Regions from separate parts of the Mus musculus genome. Here all the other regions are linked to region 3. The links are chromatin loops, found by intact Hi-C in ENCODE. Cell type or tissue: left cerebral cortex. All regions are shown on one strand. Each heading gives the region's core, and the rest is flanking DNA. Links, peaks and the distances in the headings are about the cores only.

The links. Hi-C counts contacts between places; a loop is a spot of excess contacts. Peaks named below come from ENCODE experiments on the same cell type or tissue, not always from the same donor. Only the 100,000 strongest peaks of a DNase experiment are listed, where the experiment ranks them.
Region 1: it touches region 3 in a loop (2.0-fold over the local background); 2 of 42 quality-filtered maps call a loop at or near these places.
Region 2: a loop joins it to region 3, with 2.1 times the contacts of the local background. A loop is called at or near these places in 5 of 42 quality-filtered maps.

The regions. Positions count from the first base shown.
Region 1 is chr2:93,081,318-93,087,164 of GRCm38, reverse strand. No RefSeq gene overlaps it. Among named protein-coding and RNA genes, the nearest start is that of Prdm11, 38 kb to the right of the region's middle. In left cerebral cortex, for the core only: no CTCF peak of the experiment used is centred there; DNase peaks (open chromatin) are centred at 1,335, 2,511 and 4,135; H3K27ac peaks cover 876 bases.
Region 2 is chr2:93,108,309-93,114,155 of GRCm38, reverse strand. No RefSeq gene overlaps it. Among named protein-coding and RNA genes, the nearest start is that of Gm32627, 33 kb to the left of the region's middle. In left cerebral cortex, for the core only: no CTCF peak of the experiment used is centred there; a DNase peak (open chromatin) is centred at 3,057.
Region 3 is chr2:93,163,734-93,169,580 of GRCm38, reverse strand. No RefSeq gene overlaps it. Among named protein-coding and RNA genes, the nearest start is that of Gm32683, 13 kb to the left of the region's middle. In left cerebral cortex, for the core only: no CTCF peak of the experiment used is centred there; a DNase peak (open chromatin) is centred at 2,628.

The DNA.
Region 1 (5,847 bases), core at 379-5,378, 82 kb after region 3:
GTGAATGGAATCCTGCACTCTCAGGAACTTGCAACTCTTGCAGGCTTTTAGGATCTGCTCTAAGTTCACAAGGCACCATTTGCTACAGCCAGAAGGAGTCAGTGAACTGTAAGGCCCAGTGGAGAAGCAGAAAGCTCTATTAACAAGGAAGCATGGAAGACCATGAACTCCCCTTCCACCCACCTAGCTTGGCTCTGGCCTGAAAGGGGTCTTTCATATGATTATTTAAGGGAGGTTATGTGGGATCTCAGACAGGTGGGCATTTCAGCTCTTCAGTTTTTTTTAAATAGCCAGGCACTGGGTATGGTAACACATATCTGTTAACCCAACTCTTAGGAGGTAGAGGCAGGAAGATCTTGAGTTTGAAGCTAGCTTGAGCTACATAGAGAATTCTGGTCTAACCTGGGCTACAAAGAAAGACCATCTCAAAAAATAATTCAAGAGTCAACAATGAAAATGCGGAGAGAGGAAGAGGAGGAGTGGGACCTCAGGTAATTTGGAACTGGAGAGTGTTCGGGAAGGAGGACATTTGAATTCCCAGCTAACGTCAGTGTGAAGTGAATCTGTGACTCCTTAAACAATGGCAATGAGAACAAGTAGAAACTTCTAGAGTTGGGTTTGTGGGGACAGGTATTGTGGTTAGATTGCATTTTCTCCAGTTTAGCCAGGGCAGAGAGGAGTCTAAACCTTTCAAGGGCTGGGTTTGTTTCCTCTGCTCATTTCCATGCAGGCCAGTGTTCACCAGGAGTGGCCCTTAATGGAGACCTCAACCTGGAGTGGTCCTGATAGAGACCTCAACCTGGAGTGGTCCTTGATGGAGCCCTCAACCTGGAGTGGTCCTGATGGAGACCTCAACCTGGAGTGGTCCTGATGGAGACCTCAACCTGGAGTGGTCCTTGATGGAGCCCTCAACCTGGAGTGGTCCTGATGGAGACCTCAACCTGGAGTGGTCCTGATGGAGACCTCAACCTGGAGTGGTCCTTGATGGAGCCCTCAACCTGGAGTGGTCCTGATGGAGACCTCAACCTGGAGTGGTCCTGATGGAGACCTCAACCTGGAGTGGTCCTGATGGAGACCTGCTCCTTCCAAGGAGGCTTCCCTGCTGATCCCCACTTCCATTGTCACCCCACCCTCCACGCCTAGCTTGCTCACTGCAACAGGCTCCTGAAGCCTCAGAGTCCCCCTACACAGAAGATGGCTCAGCCAGAATAGGCAAGTGGCCAAATCCGTGACAACCTGTGGGCCCAGCACAGCTGAGTACACCCAGGCAGGCTCTCCCTGGCAGCCTTCTCTCTCGCCTTTCCACCGCAGGCAAGCCATGTCTGTTTGGAAGGCACACTCCCAAGGCTCCTCATCATTTGCTCCCACGGTTTCCAGAGAGACTGGCCCATGAAGCTGGCATCCCTGCCAAGGCAGGGAGACAGAAGGCAGGGGGACTTCCAGCCAGCCTGGTTTTCACTTAAACAGCAGCAGCAGTCTGCTTGCTGAGCACTCGCTGTGGGCTCAGAGCTTACCAGGCACTTGCTCATTTCATCCTGACAGGAGCCCTGGGAAAGGAAAGGAGCCCTCTCTAAAGAGGAGGAAGCTGAAGCACAGAGAGGGGAGGTTAACTTGCAAGATCACACAGCCAGTGAGTAGAGCAGCCCGCTGAGGTTGGTGCACAGATGCTGTCTTCTTGACTCCCTGGCCCCAACTGGCACCCCCACACCATCAGTCTGCAGCTCAGCATTGTGCAGGAGGTGCCCAGGTGCTAAGTGGAATTGAAAACCTTCAAGCTCCAGGCTCATTGTCAGTTATTCTGCCAAGCCTTTCTCTTAATTGAAAAGGGATAAAAACAGAAAGAGAACCGAGGCTGCCAACGTATAAACAAGGACTTAACATCTCATGAACACCAGGAACCCAGGCTCTTCTCCCCAGGGCCTTCTCTGCTAACCTGTTTCCTGTGCCAGGCTCAGCAAACAACATGCCTCTCCACGGTGGGCTGTGGAGCCAACACATCTGCATGATCTCTTTCACACAGCCTCATGCCAGGGATTCCTCCACAGGGAGGAAGGGTCTGGGTGGGCCTGCCCAAACTGCCCGAGGACTCTCACCCGAGGCGGTGGTTCTTCCTTCCCTAGAAGGTTCTCTTCTCCAAGGGACCTTGTTGGAGAAGGTAGCAAAAGCTATGGGGTCGGGGGACAGTAAAGAAAGAAGGGTGTTTAAACAGCAGGCTGAGCCACATCTGGATTGCCCGGCGTGGAGCTCTGAGGATCAGGGTGATTGCCACAGGCTGCACCAGCAGAGAGCCTAACTCAGTCATTGGGTACCATGGACAGATGGGGGATGGGTTAATGAATGGAGCTGGGGCCCAGAGGTGGGAGCTGCGGGGTATGGAGTCTCCCGCTGGAATATCTTGAGCTCCCCGCTCTTGGCACTTGGCATTTGCTAATCCCAAGTTGTGTCTTTTCTTTCTTCTCCTCCTACTTCATCTTCCAACCTAGCATGGCACAACACTACTCCCCCACATACTCACACACACAGACAGAACACCCACATGTACCATGAACACCCAGACAACTGCACGCTCTCAGACCACACCAGCCTCCAGGCATACAACACTGACTTACAGTGGCTCTGTGGCCACTATACACCACAGCACACAACCTGCTTGCATGCACAGACATACAATCGGCTTGCACACACAAACAGACACAGGACTCACATCTTCTGCAATTGCATTGTGCAACCACTCAAGCCTTACGTGTAAACACATGCTTACAGACGTGCAGGCATTCTCAAGAAGCCAATCACTCTTCAGCCTCTTGCTTCTGCCTCTCACCTTGTCCAGAAGGCTCTGCTTCTTATCTTCCCTCGATCTTTACAACCAGTGATGTACCTACTTTTGTATACCTGCAGATTTTCATTTCCTTTTTTTTTTGGAACAAGGTCTCATGTAGTCCAAGCCAGACTTGAACTTGATGTGTTATCAAAGACGACCTTGAACTTCTGACTTTCTAGCCTCCACATGCTGGATGTTGGGATTGCAGGTATGCACCACCATGCCTGGTTTATGTAGTGTTGGAATAGAACCTAGGGCTTCGTGCATGCTAGGTAAACACTGAGCCATATTCCCAGGTCCCTACCTAAGCATTTTGAACATGTCTCCTGGGCTAGGTTACACTTATCAAAATGAAGATGCTGAAGACCAGACAGCAGAGATTCTTTTTATTTTTGGTTTTTCGAGACAGGGTTTCTCTGTGTAGCCCTGGCTGTCCTGGAACTCACTCTGTAGACCAGGCTGGCCTTGAACTCAGAAATCCGCCTGCCTCTGCCTCTGAGTGCTGGGATTAAAGGCCTGCGCCACCACGCCCGGTCAAGGCTCTTAATCTATTAGAGGAACCATAGAATTGACCAACAGTGTTCAGTACTCACAGAACTCAAAAGCTGTGTCCAGCATCAGGAACACAGAGGTTAGCAAGGGCTGGTCTCTCTGGCTCCTGGGAACTTTCAGGCATCAATGGAAAGAGATGAGTGAAGGTGTAAGTATCACGTTTACAGAACTGTCAACAGAACAGCAGGGTGTCCTAATGATGGGCCTGGACACATTGGACTGTGCCTGGGGAGGAGGGGTGGAGGATGTGTCCTTCGAAAAACTAGGGAGCTGGCCAAACAAAGCAGCTGGCCAGGCTTGTCCCTGAGGAGGATCTAGTGTGAGCCCCGTGATCCCCACCTCACCTCTATTTTCCCAGGAAAAGGCTGCATACAGATTATTATAATGGTGTGTGTTGATGAGGTGGTTGTCTGAGGGAGGAGACAAGCTGAAAAGAAAGTTTGGGGGAAACCGAGGCTCAGAAATAAAAGTCACTGTCTATGATCCCTGCTGGCCATTCCCAGGCTCTAGGGATGCCCGTACACTCCAGGAAATTTATTGACTAGAGCCAGGCTGTTGCCTCCCAACTGAGAAGGTGGGAGACCTAAGGGCAGGAGAGAGGGTGTTGTGGTACCATGGCTGTATTTTGAAGTCTAGCTCATCAGGACCTCTCCTTTGAGGCTCAGCCAAGGGAATTTGAGACTTTGAGGCTGAGCCTTCCCACCCTGCAGCTGCTTGTCAGGCCTTCCCTGGCAAAGCCTGGCCTTGTGTGGATTCCACAGGCCCCATCCCAGATCCGAGCCTACCCCTCCCTCTACCATCAATTAGCTGTCCTCAGACAAGGCGCAGCTGGCTCCCAGTCTCCAAGCTTTTCCCCAGTCTGAGTTATTTTCCTAAAAGGAGCACCCTCAGCAGAAGCAGCGGTATGAGCTTGGTCTCACCACTCACCACTCTGAGCCTCAGTTTCCCTAATGTTCCCAGGAACATGGGTTCACAGGCCTGTGTGGGTTGACTATTCTCTTCTGCACCTCCCCTTCTTTCCCTGAGAAATGGACTACAGGACGAGACCACAGGGCTCACATCAGTGGTTGCTGGGGATAGACCTGCTCAGCTGTACTGTTTGACCAACATCCTGTCTTTTGAAGGACCTGTCTCCTCCAGTCACACCCCAATTTGTCTCAGACCCCCTGCCCCCTGCTGTCTATCCCCAGCTTCCTTCCTTATATGACATATTAAGCATGTATGTCCTACAGCCCTAAACTAACTGAGTGAAAAACTTCTTCAAGGTCTCTCACCAGGGCTCTGTGGCTGGGGATAATGGGACAGGCCAGGGGGACATCCGGGATGGCACATGCACACCACTGACCCAGGGCCTTGCTTCCCAGCTGGCTGCCTTTCCTCAGTCACTGGCCCAGCCTGTCATTCAACTGTGTAGCGACCCTCTCTGGAAGCACTAGGGTGGGTGGGGCTGAGCTTTCCCTGGCATTGAGGACAGCCCAGAGGCCAGGACCTGAGCTGGGGCAGCAGCCCTGACCTTGTCACTGTTCTTCCTCAGTGCCCAGAGAGGAGTCTGCTCAGTGTAGCTGCTAGAGGTTTTTTGTAGAAATAAACAGCAAACAGGTGTGCTAAGCTCTGGTTTCTCATGTGATCCTTTAGCCTACGTTCAAACTCAGGAGGAAGGAGTCTCAGTAAACCTAACCTCACAGGATGGCAACTCCTATTTGCCACTCTTGCTGCTGACAAAACTACCAGAAGTTCTGGCTCACAATTCCCAAGGCCAGCCTGTAAATATTCATTTGCACACACATGTGCCTGCACACAGATATGTTCATAAATACACATGCTCACATACTCATACATGCTCACACACACACATGCTTACATATACACATGCTCACACACACATGCTCACATATACACATGCTCACACACACACATGCTCACATATACACATGCTCACACACACACATGCTCACATATACACATGCTCACACACGCTCACACATACATGCTCTCAACAAACACACATGCACACAACGCACTCACACATGCACACACACTTTGATGGAGGTCCAGAGAAGCAAAGATCTCAGGAGCTCAGCTTCCCCCAAGACCCTGGCTCCTCTGCCCTGTGGCTGCGGGGCCACCTCCCTCTCTATGGGGCAGATCTCTCTCAAGCGTCTATGAGCAGTGATATGTGTTGAGGATGGGATGTGCCTCAGCCAAAGAAAAAACTGTCTTTGTAGAAAATGGGCCAATTAAAGCCACAAGGCTGCTCAAGCAACAAAAGAAGAAGAAAGTAAGAGTAGCTGAAGGGGAGGCTCCCAGGGGAGAGGAAAAGGCAGAAAGGCCAGTCATTCTAGAGGGCAGAGGTCAAAGCTGCAGGCTTCCTGGCCAAGAGTCTGCTAGGCACAGACCTCTTGGTTGGACTGTCGGCCACTTGGCAGAGTGCACCTGCTTTCTCCTCTAAGCCACTGGAGCCAGTCTCATGGAGC
Region 2 (5,847 bases), core at 484-5,483, 56 kb after region 3:
CTGGGAAGGGAGAAGAGGCTTTTATTCCAGGCTCCACCCACTAGCGAGGTTTCCTCTAGGCAGGCATTCCTGGGTCATGTGACTGGAGGTGGCTAGGCAGGTGTCCCACAAGGCGAGTTGCCACTGTGTGAATACAGTCCAAACCCCTGTGGAAAATGGAAAAGGCAGTCAGTCAATCCACTCGGAGTCACCCCGGCTGAGGCTGAGGCTGAGGCTGAGGCTAAGGCTGAGGCTGAGGCTGGCGCGTGCGGTGTTCATTTGATGAGCACCAGTCTCTCTCTCACCCATCACAAGCCAGAGTGTGCACAGTCTTGACTTGTCTCTGCCACTGCCTTGGTGAGAACCAAGGCTTAGCATCCTCCTGGCTTGCCTCCTGCCAACATCTAGATGATCCTCTTAACCTGAAAATCTCATGTCCTTCCCTCTGCAATTTGGTTCCCATCTGTGATTTTCCTGTCAGACCCAAAGTCTTCCTCATGATGCTCAAGGCACTAAACGTCCCTATCATTTCCTGACTCTGCAGGTCAACCCTCTCTCAGTTTGGTCTCTTCTCTGTCATAACAGCCTCACCAGCACCTCAGGGCCTTTGCATGTGCTAGCTTGCTGTTCTGGGAATAGTCTTTCCTCACATTCCTCCCAGGAACACATCTTGACATACACCCTTACTGTGCTTCTTTCCAAACAGCACCCCTGCCTGGCGTGGTGGTGCACACCTTTAATCCCAGCACTTGGGAGGCAGAGGCAGGCGGATTTCTGAGTTCGAGGCCAGCCTGGTCTACAGAGTAAGTTCCAGGACAGCCAGGACTACACAGAGAAACCCTGTCTCGGAAAAAAACAAAACAAAACAAAACAAAACAAAACAAAAAAACAAAAAACAAACAAACAGCACCCTGCCTCTTCCTGGCCCCTGGCCCCTAGCCCCTTCCTATCTCCACTGACTGCAAAGCGTCCACCTGTCGCTACCTGTTGGTCTCCAGCAGTGCTATCCTGATATGCTCTGTGACCACAATCACCAGCCACCTACAACCATTGAGCTCCTGAAATGTGGCCAGTGTGTCACAGAACCTGGGGTTTAACTTTTCCTTTGTTTATAGGTTTGATGTATAAGCCTCCATACGTAGCTCATGGTGATGATGCAGGAGTCGTAGTTTCTCCCCCACAGGACACCAGTGTTGCTAGGAGTTACTAGGGAAGAGATTCCTGCTGTGTCCGAGGCTGTACCACACAGCTGAAAGTGTTTTCTGGTACACACAGTAGGCCTTGAAAAAAGACTTGTGATGAGGAATTATTATCACACACTTATATCCATATCCCCCTTTGTCTTTCTCAGCAATCTCCCATTAAAGAAGGCCCATCTGGCCCATTCCCACTCTGCTTCCTGGTGCCCCGCAGCAGGAACTCGGGCTGGGGAACCTGGCCCCTGTGACTTGAGCAGCAAAGGTGAGAGAGGAGCCAAAGCTGCAGCCTCGGCTGGGGATAATGGGATCCCAGGGGCCTTTGAGCTCCGGGCTGAGCATCCCAAGGTGCTCTGTGGTGATAAATGAAGCAAAGATAAAGAAAGTCTAGGAGCCTGCAGGCCACTGGGGTTTAAACAAGAACGTTTCCTGGTGTTCCATGGGCTTGCCTTGGGAAAATGAGGTCGAAGAAAGTCCAACCGGGAGGCTTGGTGGGAAGCAGTAACTGCTTCCTGGTGCTGGTCAGAGACAGTGAGCAGGAGGTGTTTGTTCAGTTGGTTCGTTATCTCTAAAGACAGAAGGTGAGAAGGGGCCCTGAGGCAGCCACTTCGGCAAACAGCAAACACAGCAAACCAGGATGCCAGGTCAAAGCTGAATTCCAAATAGGCTGTAGTTTCTCAGCTAAAGTGTACAGAGGCCAGGACACACTTATTTTTTAAGTGACCAGTGGAGCTCATAGTGATGAGGATGGAAGATAGATGGAGCCTTTGTCTACTCTACACAGACCCTGGGTTTAATTCTTAGCACTCTGTAACCTGGATGCCCTAGATCCACGTCTATAGTTGCAGCTCTTGAGAGACAGAGGCAGGGGAATCTAGAGCTGAACGTCGTCCTTGGCTACACAAGGGAGTCTGAGGTCTCTCTCAAAACAAATCAGCAAAATGTGACCATTGTATCTGGAACGTAAAGCTGGCTGGCCCGTGGGTTCACAGTGTCAATCAGACCATGGCAGCCATGACAACTTAGGTCAGGCCAGACACCACCCAGAATCTCTCGAATTAGGTCCTTTGCTTCTTGATGGAGTTCAAGTCACCTTCCACATTTCCCAGCATCCTGCTGCTCCAGAGGTCGCCCAGACTCCTGCTTCCATAAACCTCGCCCTAACTATGCCTCGGGCTGGAGCACAACTCCTCGATGGCATCCTCGTCAGGATGATCGCTCTCCTGAGAGGCAGCTCCTTTATGCTGTCAAGGTTTCTCCTCCATCATAAGCAGACTTCATTTTACATCACTTTCTAACCCCAAAGTCTGTGTTGTCATCGTTATGCAGAGTCCAGCAGCAGCCTCACCCTGGTAGGTGTTGTGTGAGCTGTATGAATGATGGAGAGTTATCCCAGAAGAGGCAAAGCTGGAAGCACCCTGCAGTCACTCCCAAGACAGCCTGTTGGGCTGTCTGTGAACAGCCTGAGACTATAGGCAGTACAGGAGCCCACTGGCATGGTGCAGAAGCCTGGAGGCTAGCAGCAGGATCCTGGAGTGAGGACAGTGGCTCGCTGTGGACAATGCCCTCTTGTTCACCTAGCTAACCTTAGTGCCTCTCCCTGGTGTAAGACATCTCTTCCTGCTCCCCCCACCCCCAAATAGGCTGCCACCCTGTGTAGCCATGACAGCCATGCTACCTCAGATGGCCTGGGATGTGGCAGGCAGGAGGTGAAGGCAAGAGAAAACCAGTAACCAAAGGCAAGCACCCCGCCAACCAGTTCCCGCTAACTCCCATAGTGCCGCTGGAGAGGGGTGGGGGTGTAGTGCCGCCAGAATGTGTCTCTGGCACCTAAGCAGGACCAGATTTCACCCAGCATCCTGGGCGGTTGGCACATGTGTGAAGAGGAACCAGGAGGTGGGATTTTAGTGCATTTTGTGGAACAGGATGGAAGCTGGGGAGGGAAGGAGCCAGACTGGCTGCATCTTGTGGAGCAGAGTGGAGGCTGAGGAGGGAAGGAGCCAGACCAGGAGCAGCAGTGATCTGGAGGAGAGCTATCTATGGCCCTTGTTCTGGCCACCTGGAGGACTCCTGGTGTTCCCACTTCCCAGAAATCCATTACCCCATTCAAGAGTACCATCCTGGACTCCTTTTAGCATCTACTTGAGTCCACTCTCAAGTTCCCAGCTACAGCCTAGACCATGCTCGGAGTTGCAGAGCCTGGTTCACTGCCAGGTGGTCACCCAGAGAGTCCTGAGCCTTTGACTTGTATCCCTGGGAAAGAGAGGGGTCCTCCCAACATGGGAAAGAAAGCCTGAGGAATAGATTCTGTTTTAGGAAAAGGCCAGAGCCAGGACAGAGCTGAGTGGGGTGACTCACACCAGGATACTTGGGAGGATAAGGCAGGAGCGTGGTTACAAGTTCAAGCCCAGCCTGGGCTACTTAATGAACTCCATATTTGCTGGGCTGTAGATTTATCTGTCTCAAACTAGGACAAGGAGAAAGGGAGGAGGGAGGGGGGAGGAAGAGGAGGAGAAGAAGAGGAGGAGGAGGAAGAGGAGGAGGAAGAGGGGAGGGGAGGGCAGGACAGAAGAGGAGAGGAGAGGAGAGGAGAGGAGAGGAGAGGAGAGGAGAGGAGAGGAGAGGAGAGGAGAGGAGAGGAGAGGGACAACAAAGAAGATACCAGAACAGAGTAAAGAAAGCAGAACACAGAACTGGTGTGCACCTGTCTGGTAGTCCCAGCATTCAGGATGCAGAAGCAGGTGGGGTCCAGGAATTCAAGGCCAGCTTGGTCTATATAGTGAGTTTGAGAGCAAAATGGGCTATGAGACCTTGTTTCAAATCAAAACAAAGTGGGGAAAAGCCAGAACAAGAAAGATGGGGAAGGAAAGAATGAGCCCAAAGGACTGGACTGAGTTCCTGGACCCAGAGCACCTGGAGCCGAGATGCTCGATAACATGAGATGCTCGATAACATGAGATGCTGGATAACAGGAGCTGAGACACAAAGAACCAGTTAATCCTCCCACTCAGTCCCACTTAGTCCTACAAGCCTGGTGCGAGCCCTCAGAACACATGACAGGTACCACTAGAGATTGCTAAGGCAGCAACCTTACTGGAGAAAGACACCCCACTCCCAGTCTCCCATTCACCTCTCCCTCTACCCTGTGAATAGGACGGATGCTTCAGAACACCCCAAGATGGAACGGACTGGCTCCCTGCTACCCACCGGGCTCTTATGTGCATTTAACCTCCATTTTTCTCTGTATTTAACCTCTCTTTGGTTTTCCTGCACCCAGGGCAGGCTGGGAGGTCTTCCCTTATGTGTCAGGATCATTTCCACCCCAATCCACCAGGTGCCAGCGCCAGGCAGAGTGTGCCTCTGGTCCAGAGGAATTTTCAGCTGCTAAGCAGCTGCCAGCTTTGCTAACCTACTATGATCTTTCTCCACCTTTTGCTGTGGTGGCTCATGGGAAAACGGTGAGGATAAAGCGGGTGCATCCCTTAGTCACCCTTTGTGGCTTCCATTTCAGCCCCCCTTCCTGGCAGCTGTTACCTTCAGGCAAATTGCCCCTCTGAGCTCTTTTTCACTGTGATAAAGCCACTTACTGTGAAATCTGCCACTTTAAGCATCCATGAGTGTCCAGCTCTGTGGCAGTAAGTGCACTTGCTTTGCTTAGCAGTGCACAGCGCCTTCCGTCTCCAGAGCTCTTGTCATCTCACAAAGCACAGACTCAGCCCATTGACAATCCTCTGTTATCCTCATTCAGTGCCAGACCCTTCCACCTTCCAGTCTCTGTCTCTGTGTACTTGACTGCCCACGCTCCCCACAGAAGAGGAATCCCTCCCACAGCAGTTGCTCTCTGTGACTGGCTACTGTCCTCAAGGCCTCAAGTTTATTGGTAGCATCCCACATATCACAATCTCTTCCTTTTCAAGGCCAAGTAATATTCCACTGCTCACATTCTACTTTATCTTCTATAGAAAGGTTGGAGCTGACTTCCACAGCAACTTGAGCCACTAGCATCTGGGTCCTGTGCAACCCATCCAAGCCTCTTTCATGGGTGTTTTATAGTGAGAGAGAGGGTAAGTCTATATTAGCCCATCATCTACTCTGTCCCTTTTCCAAACAACTGCCCACCCGGGAGAATAAAAGGACAGGGATGGGAAGGACGCTCAGTGGTTAAAGTGATTGCTGTATTGAGGATTGGAGTTTGCACTCCTAGGCCATGATAAGCATTGGGTGGGATGGAAGTCTGCCTGTGACTACAGCCTTCAAAGATGAAAACAAGATTCCCAGAGTGAGCTGGCAAGGGAGACTAACCACACCACTGAGCTCTGAGTTCGATCGAGAGACCTGGTCTCCCTGGGGGTGGGGGGTAGATGAGCCACAAGTTTGGTTCCTTATGTCAACCTCCAGCCTCCACATGTACATGCACCTGATGGGGGGAGGTCCTAATGTTTTGTCTTAGTTTGGCTCCCAAAATCACATGGGAATTTATGTGTCCAGATGCTGTGGGTCCCTGTCCCTAGTGAGTTTTTGATTGGTCAATAGAGTAACTAACAGCCAATGAGTGGCTGGTCAGGGAAACAGAAGTGGAACTTTTAGATTTCTAGGACAAGGGATGAAGGGAAGAAGAAGGAGCAGAATTGCCATGATGGGGAAGCAGAGAGATCGGATTTAAGAGCTGCAG
Region 3 (5,847 bases), core at 363-5,362:
AGAACATCAACAGTAATTACCAGGGAGAATCTGATATAATGAATTTCTTTGGCAAGATCACCCTTTATCTGAAGATCAACAGATTTATTAAGACCTAGAACCAACAGAATATTTTTAAAATGTTCCTTGCAGAGAAACTTGGAGGGTAGCTTTGTAGAGATGCAAGATAGATGTGGTAGGCTCTTAAGCATCTGAGAAACCCTCAAAGGGGCTTAGACAAAGACTCCTTGTTCTCAGCCACTTCTAGAGAAAGGCAGGGTTACACTTCCTGTAGGCTATACCTATACATGGGTAGTTGGACCCAGCTTAGACACATGGCTTGATCTGGTCCAGTCAGTTCTTTCTTCCCTAGGAAGGGAAGGAGAGAAAGAAGAGAAGAAGACCATGCCTGGGTCTCCTGTGGCTGGGTTGGAGCTCAGGGTAGCCATGGTAACAAGAGGAATGAGAGAGACAGAGAGAGACAGAGACAGAGAGAGACAGAGAGAGACAGAGACAGAGAGAGGAGGCCATCTGGTTAAGGAGAGACCAGCTGAGGTGGGGGTCACAGTCTTGCCCAAGCTTGTCCTATTTACCTGCCCAGGCTGGGAAAGCTGAAAGTGTTCCCTTTGCTAAACCAGCTTAAGTGAGTTGTTTCTTTGATTCATGACTCAGGAGGTAACCAGTATGCCCTGTCTCCATGGAGAACAGAAGGACTCTGGGGCTTCATCCTGTAGGCCTGAGTGGTTTGAGCTGACACCAGGAAAGCCATGGGACAAAGATGTCACTGTGACCTAGGTAGCTGGCCTCTTCACTGTTGGGCTGCCATGTAACTCTGTCTTCCAATTGAATGTGACTGTCATCATTTTATATCAGAGGAGCTGTGCTGGCTTGCAAGAGAAACTGAGGTCAAGAGTGTTAACTTTTTTTTTTATGGAGGGAAGATGAGACTCATGGGGACAGGAGACTCTCAAGTCCTCACCTCCTTGAAGTGCCAGCTACCACTAAGAGGTGAACAGTGTCTGAGGGGAGTCCTCTACAGTGTTGTTGAGACAGGAGGTAAACAATCCTTGATCAGTAAGATGCCACCCATGGTAGATCATAAGCATGTCAGGTAGCATACTTAACTCCTCCTTTGAATGAAGAGATAACTCTCCATTGGGCTGGGGGAGCACAAACAAACAAAACAATAGCAGCAGCAACAACAAAAGTAAACCTCATATGGACTCCTTATTGGCTTGGTTCACAGCACCCTCAAAATGGACCAATCTCAATAGGATGACTTTTATTTACTTATTTAATGTATGTGAGTGCAGTGTCCCTTTTCTCAGTCACACCAGACGAGGGCTTCAGATTCCATTACAGATGGTTGTGAGCCACCATGTGGTTGCTGCGAATTGAACTCAGGACCTCTGGAAGAGCAGTCGGTGCTCCTAACCTCTGAGCCGTCTCTCCAGCCCCCATAAGATGACTTGATAAAGGCTCCATTTCGTCCTGCTATAAGACCCCAAAAAGCCCATTGAACAGGGCTACAATGATATTGCTCCCCTGGAGTTCTGGAACTCTGGTCTTCTTCCTCACTGTCCCTTGATACATCTGTTCTCGTTCTCTCTCTCTCCCTCTCTCTGTCTCTCTCTCTCTCTCTCCCCACTCCTGCCCTGCATTTCCTTATTCTTCTTGGGCTTGAGATAACTCGAAGCTAAATGGTTCAGGATGGCTTTGGTGTCCTTTATCTTTCTACCACCAAAGAAAGCTTCCTGACCTAAGCTGACCAAGAACTGAGAAAGGCTCTGTCTCATTCAAAGAACCCACATCAGTGAAGATGCCTGAGTCACCCATACTCCTATAGGCAACCCCAATAACCCAATGGTTCACCAAGGGGAACTTGGATCTAATCCTTGCTTTGGTATCCCTATCTGGAATGAACAGACAGATCTCCCCCATGAAAAGCTATAGAACAAGCCATCGTTAGACACAGAGTATGCTTGCTTAGGTCTATAAGGGCCAGAGCCATGTCGCCAAGAGTGACCCTAAGCAGAGGTGCTTCAAGCCCACCTGATGGGGGTAGTTGCCTCAGCAGAAGGACTGTCACATGCACCTGAAGGAGAAGCTCATGGCAGCCAGCCCCTAGGCCTCATGTCATCTTTGTTTAGCACTGTCCAGTTGTTAGCTCCCCCTCCACCTGCCCACTGTTTACCACCCCTTCACTTAAGCGACACCTGGATGTGAGTCTTCACCACTGCCCTGCTCGGTACTTTTGCATTCCCACATTCCGAAATCATAGGACCCTGCTACCCTAAGGGCAGCTGGTACATGTCGACAGCGGGAAACAGAAGTGTGGGGCTGCTATGAGTGGAAGAAAAGGGGAAGTAGACAAGCCAACTTGCAAGGCTTTGTCACGTTTACATCATGGGTGACTGGGGCTCCAGCCTGGCCTTGAGTCTACCCAACACTAGAGACATCGGCAGGCTCGTGGGCCAGAAGGCATCCATTGGTTCAGTGGAATCCAGCTACTCTCTGAGCACACCCCTCCTCTCCCCAAATGAGCCCGAGCACTGTGAAGCAGTGAGCTGAGGCCCACCTGGCACAGTTTGCCACCCCCGGCTGTATATAGAGATGTGTTCACACGGGAAGCCGCACAGGGGAAGCCATGCCATTCCCAAGTGGTGGGGAGAACAAGCTGGGGGAGCCAGGCAGGCTTGTTGCCTACCCTGCTGCTCGCCTCCTTTTCCTCTGCTGAGGATGGAAGCATGCCCTGGGTGGTTCTGAAGTGGGTGAGCAAAGCCAGCTGGGTGCTTAGAACTCACAGGCCCTCCCTAGACTGGCTTCCTGATCCCTGCTCCACACAGGAGGAAATGAAAGTCGTTTTCTTAGACCCCAGGAGAAAAGAAAGGAAGAGAGGTTTTATTTAGACTGTGCTCAAATCTTCAGAGAGACCTTGTCTGTAAGTCACAGGAAAGCAGGCGTTTTCCAACAAGGCCTTCGTGTGCTGCGCCTCATACATCCAACAAAGGCAGAGAGTAGCCGAGGGAAGGGAGCGGGCACTCTGTCTTCTAAACACACGTCTTCATGCTTTCTTGACTCTGCCTAAGGGTCCCTGGGTTTCCTTGTGACATCCAAGCTGGTTGCTATGGGGACCAGGTTGCTGAAATGTCCATCAGGAGACAGTGATAAAGAGTCTGGCTCAGTTCAGAGACTGGTAAATGGGGCACCCTATGAGGTCTGCCAAATGTCTCTCAGACCCTAAGTACACAGATATGCAAAGTGGTGCCCCATGTGAACTCCCAACCTGTGATGCTCAGCTGATCTGACAACATGAATTTGAGGGCACAGAGTTCTAGTCGTCCTCATAGCAATGTGGGCCAGGCTTCCCTGCAGTGACCCTGAACAGGGACAAGAATGAGTGGCTTACTCCGTTTCTGACATTGCCATAGAAAGAGGTGGAAAAGAGCTATCAAACAAACAAAATAACAACAATAAAATCCAAAATGAGTCTGTGCTCCCAGTGGCCTGCCTATGGGTGAGGTTGTACACTATTCCCATCAGCAGGCTAGGCCTGGGTTCTCACAGAGCTCTGGCCTCAGGGAAAGGAAGCCAACAGGCAGCCTAACCATAGAGGCTAAGGCCTGTGGAGAGGGAGATACTTAGTGTGAATCTACTGAGGCTGGGTCCTTACTACCATGGGAGGCCCCTCTCAAGACAGAGTGGTACCCTAGCCACACCTGCAGCCTGCTCATGTCCAGAACTAGGCCCCTCCTTATTCTCCAAACTTGGCCCCCTTTACCTCTTTGCCTGGCTGGGACAACTCTATGGGAGGGTCCCCACCTTTTTTCCAATGGGTCCTCTGTAGATCTATAGTTGCTGGCTAGAGCTGGGTGCTTACCCCAAGGAGGGTAGGAAAGGCAAGGGACTGGATGAGAATGTTGGAAGAGAAAGAGAGCCCTCACTCTGGAGTCTGGTTGAAGCCTCTCACTGCCAGAGATGCAAAAATGTCAGTGCAACTCACAGCTGATCAAGGCCTGTCTCCCCTCCTAGCTGAAGACCTGCAAAAGGACGTGCTCCAACCTCCCTGTGCAACCACAGTGACTCCTGATTTCATTTTAGTAGACTGTAATCCCAAGGTGCCCAAAGAACACTGAAAACACACACCCCCCAAAAAAAAAAAAAAGAAAAAAGAAAAGAAAAAGAAAAAAAATATATAAACCAAACCAAACCCCCACCCCCAAACCAAGATTTCATAGCAGCCTTTGAGATGTAACTCAAGAGCCATGAACATGGTATAACAGACTGAGGCTAAGACACATGTTTCTCCCTCTCCCTTGAGGAGCCTTGTGCCTACTCTTGGGCCTGTCTTGTTCTTCCCATGGCTGCCTCCTGTTCTCTCACCCTCTAGCTTTGAATCTATGTTAAAAATGTCTTTTAAAGCCAAGCATGGTAGCACACACCTTTAATCCCAGCACTTGGGAGGCAGAGGTAAGTGGATCTTTTGAGTTCAAGGTCAGCCTGGTCTCCAGAGTGAGTTCCAGGACATCCAGAGCTACACAGAGAAACCCTGTCTCAAAAAACCAAACAGCAACAATGAAAGAAAAGCATCTTTTAACAAGTCCTTTTGAGATCCTTCTCAAATCTTCTTTGAGAAGCCCATACCCATTTTCTCATGTGTGCCATGTCTTTTCCTGAGTATCTTTCTATTTTCAACAAACCCCAACTTGGCATCATCCTGGCTAAGCCTGAAGTTCTTTTCTGTGCCAAAGCCAAGAATCCTGGGCTTGCCTGAGTGGAGATCCCTGAGAGATTAAAGGCACGCCTCAGGATGCCTCTGTGTTCTCCCCACTGACAACCGCAGTAGGCTATCAAAAGGATTAAACTTGGGATAAGCACCTGGCACCAAATAAATACTATAGAAATCATCTTGTGAAGTTTAAAGATGGGAGAGGTAGGGAAAGAAACCTCATAGCAGCTCTTCAGGTAGGTGGGATATTGCACTCAGAGAGGTGAGTTAATAGATCTGAACTCACACAGCTTGTACATGTCAGGGCTGAAGAACTTAGTCAACCCCAAGTTCCTGTCAGACCTGCCAGTCTCAGTGGCAGCAGAGGACTGTAGGAGCCCTACTGACATGACAGAGTCCATGTCTAGTCAGAGGCTGTCTCAGGAGTTGGTTGGGCCTTGCTGAGGTGAGGAAAGGCTGGCCCTAGCTGGGGAAGAAGGAAGACGATTGGATACCTAACCAAGGCTCACCAACATCCCAGAATCCCGAATTCCCATTCCAGCTAAGTCCAAAAGAAGGAATGGCCCCATTCTTCCTGTCTGGCTGGACTTCTAACCCTTATAGATTTAATGTAGCCCAACTGGAGGCCTCAGAGTCCCGAAAGCTACGGTGTTTACTCAATGTCTCCTCCAGACATCTGGGACTGGGGCAGGGCGGGGGGCTGGGGGGGAAGCTGGAAGGAGTTCCCTACACACTCCCTGGTCTGCTCAGAGTTCCCATCTCTTCTTTACAACATAGCAGTGATAACAGCTGCCCTTGTATTGCAGTTCTGGGAAGGTCCCTCAACTTTACAGATATAATGTGGATTAACGATCAGCTTGGCTCACAGTATGTTCTAGAAATGGGGCCATGTTTCCAACTCTGACCTTAGGCAAGTTTGTCATGAGGTTGTCATGGGGATGAATGAGTGACTGGCCTGCAGTTCCCAGCTCACCCCAGGCAGGATAACTGAGTGTGCAAATGGGTGTCGTCCCATCCCACCCCACCCCACCCCACCCCACCTCCGTGCTTACTGCAGAAGGCTCTAGGAAATGATAACCAGTCCTTCTAGATGGAGAAATCAAAAGAAAAGGGTTCAGTCTATGCCAGAAGAGACTGGT